Regions from separate parts of the Homo sapiens genome. Here region 2 is linked to region 1. Evidence: chromatin loops called from intact Hi-C (ENCODE). Cell type or tissue: PC-9. All regions are shown on one strand. Each heading gives the region's core, and the rest is flanking DNA. Links, peaks and the distances in the headings are about the cores only.

Evidence for each region. Hi-C counts contacts between places; a loop is a spot of excess contacts. Peaks named below come from ENCODE experiments on the same cell type or tissue, not always from the same donor. Only the 100,000 strongest peaks of a DNase experiment are listed, where the experiment ranks them.
Region 2: a loop joins it to region 1, with 2.6 times the contacts of the local background. A loop is called at or near these places in 3 of 110 quality-filtered maps.

What each region holds. Positions count from the first base shown.
Region 1 is chr1:70,266,487-70,275,039 of GRCh38, reverse strand. ANKRD13C (ankyrin repeat domain 13C) reads left to right here. Exons shown (of 13, transcript NM_030816.5): 11 at 222-320; 12 at 4,084-4,184. Among named protein-coding and RNA genes, the nearest start is that of SRSF11, 49 kb to the right of the region's middle. In PC-9, for the core only: no CTCF peak of the experiment used is centred there; a DNase peak (open chromatin) is centred at 3,689.
Region 2 is chr1:70,426,164-70,434,716 of GRCh38, reverse strand. CTH (cystathionine gamma-lyase) reads right to left here. Exons shown (of 12, transcript NM_001902.6): 6 at 4,866-4,923; 7 at 4,323-4,400; 8 at 2,482-2,634; 9 at 768-889. Among named protein-coding and RNA genes, the nearest start is that of CTH, 19 kb to the right of the region's middle. In PC-9, for the core only: no CTCF peak of the experiment used is centred there; a DNase peak (open chromatin) is centred at 5,286.

The DNA.
Region 1 (8,553 bases), core at 78-8,077:
TCTAATAATTTCTGAACTTTTACTCTTTGCTATTCTTTTTTATTGCCCTTGTCTTAATTTCTTATACATATCTTATTCCCTTTTAGCATAACTTTATTTCTGTAGACAGAGTAAGAAAAATTGAAATATTAATGAATGTCATTGAAAGATGACAGATGCTTCTTAGGAAGGTGATAGACTATGGAAAAAGTTTCCTAACATTTTTTTTCCTCCCATTTTAGAGCTCCTCATCTGGGTAGAGAATTGGTGTGCAAAGAGAGTAAGAAAACGTTTAAAGCTACGATAGCCATGAGCCAGGAATTTCCCTTAGGGATAGAGTTGTAAGTTTGTTACTAACTACAAATGTTTATGAAAGAAACTATTAAACCCTAAAGGCTGTAATAATATTTGCACCCCAGTGGTGCATTTGAGACCTTTGAAATGAAAAGCAAATAGCCATTGCCTTGATAGTGTGTGCACTGTTCTAGAACTTTTCTGGTTCGCAAAAGTATTGATTTTTACTACTTTCACCAGATAAATTTTTGAGTAGATTTTCTTTCTTTCTTTTTTTTTTTTTTTTTTTTTTTGAGATGGAGTCTTGCTCTGTCACCCAGGCTGGAGTGCAGTGGCGCGATCTTGGCTCACCACAACCTCCACCTCCCAGGTTCAAGCAATTCTCCTGCCTCAGCCTCCTGAGTAGCTGGGATTATAGGTGCCCACCACCACGCCCGGCTAATTTTTGTATTTTTAGTAGAGATGAGGTTTCGCCATGTTGGCCAGGCTGGCATCAAACTCCTGACCTCAGGTGATCCACCCACCTCAGCCTCCCAAAGTGCTGGGATTACAGGCGTGAGCCACCACGCCCAGCCGAGTAGGTTTTTAAATTATAAAAAGTAATACGTGAATACATGCTTGTTTTAAAAAAATCCAAAAGTATGGAAATTTACAGAATAAAATGTGTTATTTTAACACATCAATAGTTAATGACTATTGTATTTTTGTCTAGAGTTATCCGTGTTTTTGCATTTTTTAAAATAAAAATGGGGGAATGGTTCACGTTTTCTTCTGTGTGTTCCTTGTTTTCATTTAAAAGTGAGTGTGTCTTGGCTGGGCGTGGTGGCTCATGCCTGTAATCCCAGTACTTTGGGAGGCCAAGGTGGGCGGATCATCTGAGGTCAGGAGTTTGAGATCTGCCTGGCCAACGTGGTGAAACCCTATCTCTACTAAAAATACAAAAACTAGCTGGGCATATGGCATGTGCCTCTAATCCCAGCAACTAGGGAGGCTGAGGCAGGAGAATCGCTTGAACCAAGGAGGCAGAGGTTGCAGTGAGTCAAGATCGTGCCACTGCACTCCAGCCTGGAGAGTCCGTCTCAAAAAAAAAAAGAAAAAAGAAAAAATGAGTGTGTCTTGAAGTTTTACAGTGATTATATTTTCGTCTATTCTTTTTCCTTGTTATTTTGTAGTGTTGATATACTGTTGTTTATCATTCATCTACTGATAAACATTTTGATTATTTGTAGTTTGTCACCATTTTCAACAATATTGTGGTAAACATATTGAATATATCCTCTCCAACATGTACTCATTGGATGCTCCTTTTTAAAAATACTCTATTTGGAGAGATGGCTGGAATGAGAGATGGGTAGCAAGAGCTGACTGATACAACTATAGTTTTAGGCTCCTCACTAAAGTGGGAGGGAGGAGATGAAGCACTGGGCGATTTTCTCTTACTAGTTCCTTCCCTTTCAAATCTGGCCTAATGCATTAATTTTTTTTAACGGCCTAATACATTTTTTAAAAATGATCGGAGAAGAGAGCAGGGTGCATATATTTTTAAAAAGTACATACATACCTGAGCTTTACCCATATCTAGGCTTTAGATAAGTAGATAGATTGTTCTATACAGCCCTCAAGTTATGTCAGAGAGAGATAAGTCTCAGAAAATGTGGAGAGTTAGCCACACCTACACATCTGCCAAAATTTGTCATATCTAGGACCCAGTTGACTCGATGCACCAATTTTATTTTATTATTTTATTTATTTATTTATTTATTTATTTATTTATTTTTTGAGACAGAGTCTCACTCTGTTGCCAAGGCTGGAGTGCAGTGGCACAATCTCGGCTCACTGCAACCTCTGCCTCCCAGGTTCAAGTGATCCTCCCAACTCAGCCTGACAACTAGCTGGGACTACAGGCATGTGCTACCACGCCTGGATAATTTCTGTATTTTTAGTAGAGATGGGGTTCACCATGTTGGCCAGGCTGGTCTCAAACTCCTGACCTCAGGTGATCTGTCCACCTGGGCCTCTTAAAGTGCTGGGATTACAGATGTGAGCCACCACACCTGGCCAAAGATTCACCAATTTTATATTCTACTTGCTAATAAAGAAGAAAACTGCAGCTAATATTAAGACGTCATCAATTTTAGGAGTTATCCTAATTTCAGATATGTTACATGAAAAAAAAAAAGAATATCTTAGAATTTATAAAATGTGGCAGTTATAACCACTACTCTTGAAAAAGAAAATGAAATAAGGAGCCGGACATGGTGGTGCACACCTGTTATCCTGGCAGTTTGGGAGGCTGAGGCGGGTGGATCACCTGAGGTTGGGAGTTTGAGACCAGCCTGACCAACATGGAGAAACCCCGTCTCTATTAAAAATACAAAATTGGCCGGGTGTGGTGGTGCATACCTGTAATCCCAGCTACTCGGGAGGCTGAGACAATCACTTGAACCCGGGAGGCGGAGTTTGCGTTGAGCCGACATCACGCCATTGCACTCCAGCCTGGGCAACAAGAGCGAAACTCCATCTCAAAAAAAAAAAGAAATAGAGAACACAGCATACAAATGCCAGACAAATAATTTGTTCTAAAAGTTCAGAAAAAAAAAAAAGAAAATTACCTATAAATGCCATAGAAAACAAGAAAGAACATGAAATCAGTAAAGCAGATCTTTCTGAGATGAGAATATAAGACAGTAAAATGAAATGAAAAGGAGATTGTAAAGCTGAGGAAATAAATTGAGCACTAAATGGCACTATTACAAAACAAATACAGTAGAAACAATAATGAACAGAATCGATGTAACTGAAAATTAAATTTTGACAACTCTTGGTGAATTCAGTAGAAGAGATTAAAGAAATTACATGAGCAATAGATATGGAGGACAAAAATGGTTCAATATGAGTCATTCATGTTTTACTTAAAAGGCGTCCAAGTATAACCAAAATAATATTCAAAATATGATAGAAGAAAATTTCTCTGTAATGAAGAACTAAATCTATAGGATGACATTAGGTTCCACGAAAAATTGGTACAGAATGATTAGTAACAAAAATTATCCTGATCAAACTATTGGGCTTCAGTTGTTGATAAATCCAAAGGCATCCGGGCAGAAAAGGGATAAAATCAGCCTGGCCTTCCATTTTTTCATATGTCTTTACTTATCTGAAGTAACAAAAGTGTGATCTGTCAGTATTTCTAACTTTAATTTATGTATGGAGGCAACTGAAGATATTCTCAAGCACAAAAGAATTCAAGAAACGTAGCAGTCGTAGGACTTTTTTCAAAGAAAAATGCTACTACTTAAAAAAGAAATCCATCCAACCAAAAGATGAAAGAAATTATAGCATAATGACTAATATGATATAGAATGCTAAGAGATATTATGAAATTGTAGTTCAGAAGGAAAGACAGTATAACCTGAAATTTTATGTGAGTCAAGTTTCCCTTTAAAGATAAGAAGCAATCATTTATCAAATATGCAGGAAATCAAGGAATATTAAGCACATAAGAGCCTTTTACACACACAATAAATTGACAGTGGAAATCAGCCACCCAAACAGTGAATCTAGTTACTAGCTTTGAGTCCATCTAAATATGGACCTAAAATCAAACAATTGTGAAAATTATGGCTGCACAATCAAAAGTTGTAAACCATTATAGAGTAAAAAGTTAGGAGGAATAAAGTCTGTAATTTACTCATCCTTAGTATCTGGAAGTCAATACTACTGTCCAGGTTTGAAGCATGTAGTTGAAAAGCATAAGGACACAAGGCAATTTGAACAATGAAAACATTTTTTTCTTCTTCCATTTTTCAGATTATTGAATGTTTTAGAAGTAGTAGCTCCCTTCAAGCACTTTAACAAGCTTAGAGAATTTGTTCAGATGAAGCTTCCTCCAGGCTTTCCTGTAAAATTAGGTAAGAGAAAAAATTAGATATAATTTTAGTGTCCATTAGGAATATGGAGCTGTTTATTAACATTTAATAAGCAATTTCTTTTAAAGCAGGGGTCCCCAACACCTCTGTTGGTTCGTGACCTTTTAGGAGTGGGGTGCACAGCAGGAGATGAGCTGAGCGGCAGGCTAGTGAGCATTGCCGCCTGAGCTCTGCCTCCTGTCAGATCAGTGGTGGCATTAGATTCTTGTAGGAACATGAACCCTATTGTGAACTTCACATGTGAGGGATCTAGGTTGCACGCTCCTTATGAAATCTAATGCCTGATCTGAGATGGAACAGTTTCATTCCAAAGCCCTCCCCAGTCCCCACCAGTCTGTGGAAAAATTATCTTTCACGAAACAGATCCCTCGTGCCAAAAAGGTTGGGGGCTGCTGTTTTAAAGGAAAATAGATTTCCTAGTTGCTTACATTTTCGTAAAGTTTTTCAGTAATTATATGCATTTATTTATGTTTTGTCAAATATTTAAAGTGCCTGATGAGAATTCTTATTCTACTTGATTTAAATTAAATGTAAGGGATCTATTTCACACAAGAAAAGTGTGGGTAAACTAATGATGTATTGTAATAATGTTTTTCATGTGAAATAGGGAGACTAGAGATTAGCCCAGATTTTCAGCTATGCTTTCAGTTTCTGTGTAGTGAGAATGTTTCTGGAGTAAGCAGTTACTGTTGATGGATAAAGTAATACTCATACGTTTTATTTTTCAGCCCTAAATGTTTAATTTCATCTTAAGCAATGATCTTTAGAAATAGTACACTCATTTTTGCATATAGTTTTCTTTCTAACATATCAGAAACCAAGGAAGAAGACACTATTAAAAGGTGTTTTGGGTGTTTAGATTTAGATTTAGCATTAATTCAAGCTTCAGGAGCTCCTTTAACACTATCCATCAATTCAACCACTCAGTATTTAATGAGTGCTGTAATTCTTCAGATGTATCTTGTTTTATCCAATATTTTTAAAACCACATCTCAGAATACTTAGGCCAAAATGTTTTCATTGCTAAAAATTAAACCTGATCTTCACAATTTTGCACACTTGGAAATAAACATTTTCTAGATGAAAAATGACTTTTTTTTTTTTTTTTGAAAAATGACTTTTAAATAAGTGATTTTCAAAATGTCACTCTAGTTGCCCTTTGCAATTCAAAAGCACTAGGAACCCAGTGTCTACTTGGAGAAATCAGTGATAAGATCTTAGGCAGAAATGGTTAGAAAACTAATGCAATTCAGAGCTGTGTGCCATAGCCATAAGGGATCTTTGTGTTCGCATTTCTGCAGAAGTTTAAAACTCCACTGCCATTTTCTATGGTGAGGGAAATATTTCGAGTTTTAGACTCCCTTCTAGGTACTGTTAAGAGACCCATGACAAACCAGAATAGAGAACAGGAGTTAAACAGTTGAGAATTTCAAACTATCTCTGTATTCACATCTATTTTTAAGTTCTAAACAAACCCAAATCAAACCCCACAATACATTTATTTTTATGCAAAGGAAATATTTTCATTATATGAGAAGAAAAAAGTCTGCAGTCCTTTTTTTGCAGGCATTTCTCTGATGTAGAACCACATTTTTAACAAGGAATAATATTTTGCTTGTATACTTAAAGTTATGGGGTATTTGTTTAACTATTTCTCTTTTGTTTCTCTGTCCTTCTTTTGAACCAACCCTGTAAAACTTCCTCCTGTGTATGTTTACTCTTTCACCGTTTCTTTTTCTACATTTAGGATAAAAAACACAACTGGGATAAATTATAAAAATTTGGAAATTAGGGGGGAGGGGGGAGGGATAGCATTGGGAGATATACCTAATGCTAGATGACGAGTTAGTGGGTGCAGCGCACCAGCATGGCACATGTATACATATGTAACTAACCTGCACATTGTGCACATGTACCCTAAAACTTAAAGTATAATAATAATTTTAAAAAAAAACTAAAAAATCAAAAAAAAATTTTGGAAATTATTGTTAACACAATTACATGTTTTCAGAATCAGCCAGAGCTTTAAGTGCTGATTATGAATGGTCTTTTCTCTGATTGGCTTCTTCTCTCATTTTGCTCAAAGACTAAATTTGACCCTCTTTCATCATCAAATCTTCATCCTCCCCCACCACTTTCTCCTACAACCTAAGCGCAGATGATTTTTACTTCCTTTGATACAAAAAGAGAATATCAGAAATGGGACCTCCCTCACTACTTCCAACACCCCATACAGATTTTTCTGCCCCAAGCCCAACCTTTTCTTTCATCTTCCTATCTCACTGGAAGTGGCGCCCCTCTTCTTAGCTTGAGTAATGTCTTCATTTGTATTATGGATCTATTCTCCTCCTAGCTCTTTTTAAAAGCTAGCTGTATCGCCGGGCACAGTGGCTGACGCCTGTAATCCCAGCACTTTGGGAGGCCAAGGCAGGTGGATCACTTGAGGTCAGGAGTTCGAGACCAGCCTGGCCAACTTGGTGAAACTCTGTCTCTACTAAAAATTAGCCAGGTGTGGTGGCGGGTACCTGTAATCCCAGCTACTCAGGAGGCTGAGGCAGGAAAATCACTTGAACCCAGGAGGCAGAGGTTACAGTGAGCCAAGATCACGCCATTGCACTCCAGCCTGGGCAACAAGAGCAAGACTCTGTCTCAAGGTGGGGGCGGGGAAGCTAGCTGTATGAGTGACTTCATATTTCTCGTTTTCCTTCTACCTGTCTGTACTGCATTTTTCCTCTCAGTTGTTAGGCTTGCTCAGGTCTCTCCCCTTTTAAAATCAAACAAAAAACAACAACAACAACAAAAAAGCACCTGTAATTCCACCAGCACTTGCTTTAATCTTTGCTTTTCACAGCCAAGCTATTTGAAAGCCTACTTTTGTCTCTCTATTCTTACTTTCTATTTACAATTATATTTTAAATGGGGGAAGGTATAGGGACATGAAGGGAGATAAGTTTACTTCACTTGAGTTGGTAAAATTATGACACCGGGAAATTGTGATACAGACACACACACACATACACACAATAATGTATACCTAGAGCAGCCACTATAGAAGCTGTAAAAAGAGATAACTCAAAAACACCATAGATAAATTAAAATGAAATTCTAAAAAATAGGTAACCTAAGGATGGCAAGAAAAAGAAAACAGAGAAATGAAGAACAGAGAGAATGAACAGAAAACAAAAAATAAAATAGCAGACCTAAGCCCTAACATATTAATAATACCATTAAATGTAAATGGTCTAAATATACCAATTAAAAGATAGTGATTGGTAAAGTGGATTAAAAAACATGATCCAGGCTGGGTGCAGTGGCTCATCCCTGTAATCCCAGCTACTTGGGAGGCTGAGGTGGGAGAATTGCTTAAACTTAGGAGGCTGACGGAAGTTGCAGTGAGCCAAGATCGCGCCACTGTACTCATTCCAGCCTGGGTGACAGAGCAGGATTGTTTCAATAAAAAAACAAAACAAAACAAAAACCATGATCCAATTGTCTGCTATTTTCAGTAAACTCACTTGAAATATAATGATATAGGCCGATTAGAAGTGAAAGAGTGGAAAAAGATATATCATGCAAACACTAATCAAAGGAAAACAGGATTGGCCATATTAAAATTAAGGCAGATATCAGAGCAAAGAAAATTATTAGAGACAGAGAGGGACATTATTTAGTGATAAAAGGGTCAATCTATGAAGAAGATGTGACCATTCTAAATGTATATATACCAAGTAACAGAGTTGCAAGATAGATGAAACAAAAATTGAAAGAATGGAAAGGAAAAATAGATCCACAATTATAACTGGAGACTCAACACCCTTCTCTCAACAATTGATATAACAACAGACAGAAAATTTGCAAGGATGTAGATCAACAACATCATAAGCCAAAGGATTTAATTGGCATTTATAGAATACTCTACCCAACAACAGCAGAATACACATACATTTCAAGTGCCCATGGAACATATACCAAGGTAGACCATATTGGCTATAAACAAACCTGAATATATATAAAAGAACCGAAAATCATACCGAGTGTGTTCTCTGATTACAATGGAATTAAACTAGGAATTAATATTAGAAAAAAGACAAGAGAATGTCCAAACACTTGGAAACTTAAAGAGCACTCTTCTAAATAATCTATATGTCAAAGGGAAGTCTCAAAGGAAATAAAACAATAAATTGAACTGAATGAAAATGAAATTGCAACATATCAAAATTTGTGGAACATAGCTAAAGCAGTGCTGAGAGACAACTCCCAGCAAGATATTTTTATAGACATAGGCAAGATTATTTTAAAATTTGGATGGAAAGGCAAAGAACCTAGAATAGCTGTATTAGTTTGCTAGGCA
Region 2 (8,553 bases), core at 458-8,457, 160 kb before region 1:
ACCACTTAAATAAAAAAATCTCTAAATGCTTCCCAAGTTATACATACTTCCTTGTTAATATATATCACTTATGAAATACATCCTTTAAATCCCTGCTGGAATAGGGGAAAAAAAAAAAACCACTGTTTTTATGTTGAGTGTGATAGTGTCATAAAACTTTACAAATGTTTTAAAAGTTACTTTGGTAAATGTATTAAATTAAGGTGACACCAGGAACACTTTGACTAATCTGGCAGCTTTCTGTTAATCTATTCTGTAGTATATAAACTGCATGAGCTCAAGGTTAAGCCCAGTGTATGGAGTTGGACAGGCCTCTTGCTCAAGGCCCCTGAGAGCCTCCTCCTGGCTTTTTGAAAATTAGACAAAGGCCTCACCCCAGTCAGATGCAGCTTAGGAGGCACAGGGTTTGGAAAGCCATTCACAGGATGGATTTTAGAACAGCCCTTGTGCAGTGCACTAACTGCACACTACTTCGAGGTTTTACCTATTTCATCTGAAAAAAGGGGTTCACTTTTAAATAAATGCATTAGAATACTCTGTGTCTCCAAACTGATTGTAGTATGTGGAGAGTTAAGTAAGTGAACATATTTAGATGTCTGCTACATTGTTGTTTAAGTTGTTTTCAACCCAATGCATTTCATGATAAAGAGGTTTATGAGTGTAACCTGCAGATACAAAAACATTATCTGGCTTGAGTAGAAGTGAGAGATAGTGAACTGCTGTAAGGCCTTACCTCCTACAATTTTAAACCTATTTTGTAAGTTTACCTTTAGGTTCTTGAGGAAAATCTCAGCATGCTGAAGAGTGCCCTTAATATAAAAGGTGACCATCCCTGTACAACCTGTACACTGACGCTTCACCAACTCATGCTGTGGATGAGAGGGCAGCCCTGTAATCATAAGGTATCATAAGTCTTATTTTAGAATTAAACATGTAATTTTTGGGGGGGGAGGGTGGTATTTTTCACTGTCTACTTAACTGCAAATAAGCCTAAGACGAGGATTATGCCATGCTCACATCTGACTACTTGCTTGGGCCCCTATCTCTCCAGCTTCATGTTGCCTCATCTTTTCTACCCTCTTCAGCTTTCTTTATGCCAGCACCACTGCACTCCCTTTCATCTCAGGACCTTTGCACATGCTGTCCCTTCAACCTGGACTTCCCTTGTTAATTATATCCTGTAATTTCTTGCTTAGTATCTGTCTTAGCCACCAGAGTTGCTCCATGAGGGCAAATCCATTTCTTTTGTTACTAATTGGATCCCAGTTCCTAGTGCAAAGCCTGGCTCATAGCTGGCGTTTAATAAAAATTTCTTGAATAAATCTCCAATACCTTGTCTATGCCCTTTTAACCAATGCTGCCCATTCTTCATGGCATAGCTCAAAACTCTTCTCTCTCCCTCCATCCAAAATATATATCAATCAACAGCTCTTTACCTAAAGTACCTTTAGGGCATTTAGTTTCATATGTATTTCGCTTTGGTTTCTCTAAATTCCTTGTGAATTTCCTAGTGAAATTCCAGTCTTAATTTTTCTATATATTCTAGATGCTAGAACCCTCAAAAGGATCTAAAAAGAAAAGAACTACTTAGGACCACCACAGCTTAAAAGACTGGTAAAAATAAATTCAAAAAGTAAGATGTAAGTCAGCCAACTCCACAGAAGACTTTCTAGATGCTGGAAGAGGTGAAGGAATAAAAATACAGGAGAGAAATACAGGAGAGAACCTCAGGGGGCTGGGCGTAGTGGCTCACGCCTGTAATCCCAGCACTTTGAGAGGCCAAGGCAGGCAGATCACCTGAGGTCAGGAGTTCGAGACCAGACTGGCCAACATGGTGAAACCCCGTCTTTACTAAAAATACAAAAAATAGCTGGGCGTGGTGGCGGGCACCTGTAATCCCAGCTACTCGGGAGGCTGAGGCAAGAGAATCACTTGAACCCGGGAGGCAGAGGTTGCAGTGAGCTGAAATTGCATCATTGCACTCCAGCCTGGGCAAGAGTGAAACTCCGTCTCAAAAAAAAAAAAAAAAAAAAAGAGAGAGAGAGAACCTCAGGGGAATTTTAGCACCTAATATCAAGTCTCAACTGGGACAAACCTCTATCAGATTAAAGTGACAGCTAATGCTGAATAGCAGACAGACAAGATTATAAGCAAATCAACTGAAAAGTCTAATGTTAAAATCTTTGAATAGGTATACACAAGCCTTCAAATCACAGACCACCACAGGAACAACTAATGCATAAAACTGATTTTCTACTATCCAAGCATCCACTAAACTAGAGGCAATACAACAGTAGAGACCAGGTCTATCTTCTTTCCACCTGACCCACCACAGAGCCTGACACATGGCAGTGCTCAATAATAAATGAACAAAAACAATACGTGAAAGCACCTAACTTACAAATAAATGTTACATAAACACGATGCTCAGGATAACTGCTGAAATCCTAGTAGATCTGCTTAGAAATCAAATTAACATACCAGGATAAATAACCTTTTCTACCCAAGGATTAGATTCCAGGAACTGGGCAACTGCCATTCCGTTTTTGAAATGCTTTTCCATTCGGACATGTAGAGTCTTCAGACCTCGATTGCAGAGGTAACAATCAATAGGAGATGGAACTGCTCCAAGAGCTGCAAAATGAACACATCCTGGATAAGTTTGAAGGCAGGGTATGGCCAAGAAATTATCTGGCTTCTCTTTTCCATTACAGTGACTCTCAGAAGCTAGGTGTAAAGCTCAATGTTTGAGTTCTAGGAGGAAAATAATATATCAAATCAGAAGCAGAAGAACAAAGCATAGAATATGCTTAGAGAAATTTACTTTAAAATGAGGGGAAGCAAATATGCTGAAAACTAAGTAAAAGCACAATGATATAAACTTCTCAAATATGAAGATAAGTAGTCCTTTCTATGATTTTAATAAAATCATAAATTGTTCATAGCCTAACCTTGTATTTCTTTGAAAAATTATTTTAACATACAGAGAAAAACAGCAGTTCAAGTCCTATTATTACTGAATATTCTACTAATATTCTATTTAGCCTTTGTGCAAAGCGGTCAATGATTTCACATGCCTCCAGGATATATACTTCATTTCTACTTTTTATAAACCAAAGGACACTTATCAAGCAATAAGTTTCAGTTTCCCTTGTGGAGGACATTTTTATTCCTAATCATGTTTATATTTTACCTGTCAAGTTACAATGGCTTAATCTTTAACTATACTGGAGATAAACTAAGCAATGTAAATAGGAAATGGTGTTTAGACATCTATTGAAAAATGTAAGTTTATACTGTAAGTGCTATTTAAAATTAACCATCATTCGTGATATAAAAGGTATAGTATATGAAAGCCCTCATTTCAAATGTAATTTTAAAAAAGAAAAAAAAACCATTAAGTCTTGAAACTAAAAATTCACTAGGGCTTTATCAAATTATGATTATAATTAAGATGGACATGAAAATAAAAAAACTCATTTCTTATATCATATCATAAAGCCTTGCTATGCTATAACCGTTTTTGTTTTTTGTTTTTTGAGACAGGATCTCACTCTGTTGCCCAGGCTGGATTGCAGTGGCACGATGTCAGCTCACTGCAACCTTCGCCTCCCAGGCTCAGGTAATCCTCCTGCCTCAGCCTCTGAGTATCTGGGACCACAGGCACATGCCACTGCACCTGGCTAATTGGTTTGTATTTTTGGTAAAGACAGGGTTTTGCCATGTTGCTCAGGCCGATCTCAAACTCCTAAGCTCAAGTGATCCACCTGCCTCAGCCTCCCAATGTGCTGGGATTACAGGCATGAGCCACCGTGCCCAGCCTGCAATAACTATTTTTATAACACTTTCCTCTAAAATCAGAAAAAATTTTTTTGGCCAGGCACGGTGGCTCATGCCTGTAATCCCAACACTTTGGGAGGCCAAGGCAGGTGGATCACCTGAGGTCAGGAGTTTGAGACCAGCCTGGTCAACACGGTGAAACCCCGTCTCTACTAAAAATATAAAAAATTAGCTGGGCATGGTGGTGGGCACCTGTAATCCCAGCTACTCAGGAGGCTGAGGCAGGAGAATCGCTTGAACCCAGGAGGTGGAGGTTGCAGTGAGCTGAGATCACGCCACTTCACTCCCGCCTGGGCAACAGAGTGAAACTCCATCTCAAAAAAAAAAATTAATAAATAAAAAAAATCAGAATTTTTCTCCTCTATTTTTCATTTCTTCATAAATTATTAGAATGCCATCACTTCACATCACTTAGTGGAAATACAAATATCAAATGTAGTCACTGAGAGTGTCATAGGGAACCTGCACTTTTTAATACTTACAGTTTTGCAAGAAACGAAGTCTATTATGAAGGCTTTCACAATTAACAGACACCAGGCCCATTACAACATCACTGTGGCCTAAAAACAAAAAACAAACAAACAAACAAAAATTTCAGTTAGAAACAATTTATGTTTACTCTTTATTTTATAATTTTCAAAATGTGATTTTCACTTGAAAAAACTCTCAGGGAAAAAGCTCTATAAAATAAGTTTAAGTAACCTTTATTCAACTGGACAGTAGCAAAAGCTATGTCTAAAACAAGAAAATAAAAATTATATAAAAACAAAATGTTTCTTTAAGGTGTCAGCAAGATAAAAGCATAACTTTTTATGGCCAACTTTAATCCTCTTCTCATAAATCATGAGCATAGTTTTGTGTACTGTTAATGAAATCCTACATTTAATCAAAGGATTTTTTTTTTTACTCTCTCTATGAGTCACAGGAAATAATCTACAAAATAATCAAAGAAAAGGGATCAAAAGCCAAGCCCTATGCAATTTTCACCTATCCATGAAAAAGAACATTCAAAGTATGCATCTTACCATTCATGTATTTTGTTGCAGAATACATAGAAATATCAGCTCCCAGAGCCAAAGGGCGCTGAAAGAACAAGTTTTTTACTTTAAATGAGAAACAATTTGAAAATATGCTTCATTACCTGCCTATTTGCAATTATAAATTCCATTCTTATTCTAATCAATACTAACTTTGCAAAAGTATGTGCATCTTAAAATTTTCCAGGATCTCTGATATTATTTCTCCTTTGCCTCCCTCCCACCAAAGAAAAATGTAAAGTATTGAATCCAGTATTGAATCTGAAGGCAAAAGTTTCTTGGAAAGCGCAGATAAGCCCAGGTCAACTGGTCTCTTGAACCTGTTTCTTTATAGCAATTGCTGACAGGACTCTAAATTTATTACCTACAGTAGAGACTCTAGTATTTTATGACTCATTAAACACATAAAATAGTTGAAATGAACATTCAGCAATTTTTATGTAGAGTAAGTATAAACTCATCTGCTTAGATTTTTAATCATTAAAACCTCATGACGTATGCTGTGATTATTTACATTTGGGGTTTGTCATGATCTTGATTCCTAATTACTCAGCCCTTCCTATGTGTGGGTTTCACATCCATGGATTCAACCAACCATGGGTAAAAAAATACTTGGAAAAATAGATGAACAGTTGTGTCTGTATTGAACATGTACAGACTTTTTTCTTGTCATTAGTTCCTAAACAATATAGTGTAACAACCATTTATAAAGCATGTACATTGTATTAGGTATTACAAGAAATCTAGACGGCTGGGAGTTGGAGAATGGCTCACTCCTGTAATCCCAGCAATTTAGGGGGCTGAGGCAGAAGGATCACTTGAGATCAGGAGTTTCAGGCTGCAGTGGACCATGATCAAGCCGCTGCACTTCAGCCTGAGTGACAGAGCAAGACTTTATCTTAAAAAACAACAAGAAAGAAAGAAATTTGCTGGGTGCGGGGGCTCATACCTGTAATCCCAATACTTTGGGAGGCTGAGGTGGGTGGATCACTTGAGGCCATGAGTTTGAGCCCAGCCTGGCCAACATGGTGAAACCCTATCTCTACTAAAAATACAAAAAAATTAGCTGAGCATGGTGGCACGCACCTGTAATCCCAGCTACTCAGGAGGCTGAGGCAGGAGAATCACTTGAACCCAGGAGGCAGAGGTTGCAGTGAGCTTTTCATGACACCACTGCACTCCAGCCTGGGTGACAGAGCAAGATTCTGTCTCAAATAAATAAATAAATAAATAAATAAATATGTCTGAAACTGGGAGAATTAAGAAAAATAAAAATGAAAAGGAATTTTTAAAAGTGTTTTCTTTCACCCAATTTTCCTGTAAATTAATCCTTTAAGTCATGGAGTATAATGTGATGCTCAATACATGTGTAATTGTGTAATGATCAAAAGCAGGGTAATTAGCATGCCCATCATCTCAAATATTTATCATTTCTTTGTAGTAGAAACATTTAAAATCCTCTCTCCTATTTTGATATATACAGTATCTTATTGTAACTATGATCATCCTTTTGTGCAGTAGAACACCAAAACTTATTCCTCTATTCCTCCTTCTAATTGTAACTTTGTACCCATTGACCATCCTCTGTCCTCCCCACCTCCACCCTCCCTTCCCCAGACTCTAGTAACCGCTGTTCTATTCACTACTTCTATGAGATCAACATTTTTTACATTCCACACATGAATGAGATCATGCTATATATGTCTGTCTGTGCCTGGCTTATTTCACTTAACATAATGTCCTCTAGGTTAATCCTGTAGTCTTAAAATGTATTTGTTTACAACCAGAGTGAAAAGTGTAGACTTTCCACTTAATAAAACACTGTCAAGCCGGGAGTGGTGGTTCACGCCTGTAATCCCAGCACTTTGGGAGGCCTAGGCAGGTGGATCACTTGAGGTCAGGAGTTTGAGACCAGCCTGGCCAACATGGTGAAACCCCATCTCTACTAAAAATACAAAAATTAGCGGGGGGTGGTGGTGGAAACCTGTAATCCCAGCTACTCGGGAGGCTGAGACAGGAGAATTGCTTGAACCGGGGAGGCGGTGGTTGCAGTGAGCTGAGATCGCGCCACTGCACTCCAGCCTGGGCGACAGAGCAAGACTCCATTTCAAAACAAACAAACAAACAAAAACATACATTATCAACATCTTTCCCTTTACATTTTCCTAAACATAGAACTGTGTGTTTTTATTTCACCCTCATTAGAGCTGTTTAGTCTTTGGAAGATATTAGTATAGGTGGCTATGGGAACTTTTCATTTAGGGTTCCTAAAGGGATGGGGTCAAAGTAGGTGAGGCCTAAGGTCTTTTCTAGTGCTAACATTCTGTAAACTCTACAGCCAAAAGAGAAGGAAAAATAAAAACCAAATCACTAACACCTCTGATCTCATTATCTTCTGAGAATCATGCTACGTACTTTATATAACCCAGGGAAGCAGTGTACAAAATACCTAACTCAATAAAATCAGTACCTTTATGGCTCTCATCATACAGGTGAGGAAAGGGGACTAAGAAAAATGAGATAGATCCCTCAGATTAAAAAGCTGGTAGAGCCAGGACTCACACCCAGACTGCCTGACTCCAGAGGTGCTACTCTGAAACTTGATGATGGTAGGTCTATTTTGCCTTTCGTGAGACTTACAGAAGATCCAGAGGACAAAAGACTGGGAAGAAAGAGAATATATTCCATTTTCATTAAGGTAAGACAATGAGAAGATTTTTTTCAGGAAGATTTGCTTCATGGAAACAACACATGTGGCTACTTAGGGATGATGCGATTCTGAGTATTTCAGCTGGAATAAATCCAAATTGAAATGAAGCAAATTCCAATCATTGGCATGCGGAATGTGATGTGGGCTTCAAAAAGGTAGAAAAACTAGACCTATGTTAGTGACAGTAATAGGAGAAAGAGGGCCAGGTTTGATGAGTAACCCGGGCAGGTCCAGGCTACAAAACGTATGCAATCTTTTTGGGAATATACAGGACTCACTGTGTCTCAGCTAAAGCTATCCTATGCTGTATTAACTGGCCTAATGTAAGTGGCATATGGGCTAAGGAGTTGCGATAAGGAATCTTACACTGAAAACCACCTGGGACAAATAGAAGATGCCAAATAGACAATGCCAGAAGATTTTTCACTGGGAAACAGACTGCTTTACCTGATAAAATCAGCAATCAAAGATACATTATGAGCCAAAGGCAGATGGCCCACGAAGGTGTCTGAATGCAATGTAGCCAGGAAGTGTGCTTCAGGAAAGGAAAATAAACCATGACAATGCCTTCGAATAAAATGGAGGAAGGTGAAAAGCAGGTTTATACCAACTGCCCAGGGAGTCAGCCAGTCACATGGAGGCAGCAACCTGGATCAACTTCAGGGACCCAGAACAGAAGGGGGGAAATGTAAACAATAAAACCTGTAAACATCTGCCCAATTGAAGAGCCAGAGAAAATGAGCTGGTTTTCAGGAACTCTGCAGAATAGAGATGAACTACAGGAAGTGTACTAAGTATGACAAGGTACAGGCAGGAAGAAAAGAGCAGGAAGAAGGTATCTCCTAACAAGGAAAGGAAAGAGTTGGGTTACTCAGAGGAAAGAGAGGGAGAACTTGTGTGGAAAAGGCAGGAAACAAGTTAATTATAAAGAGATCCCAAAGTGATCTACAAAAGAAAGTGAAACAC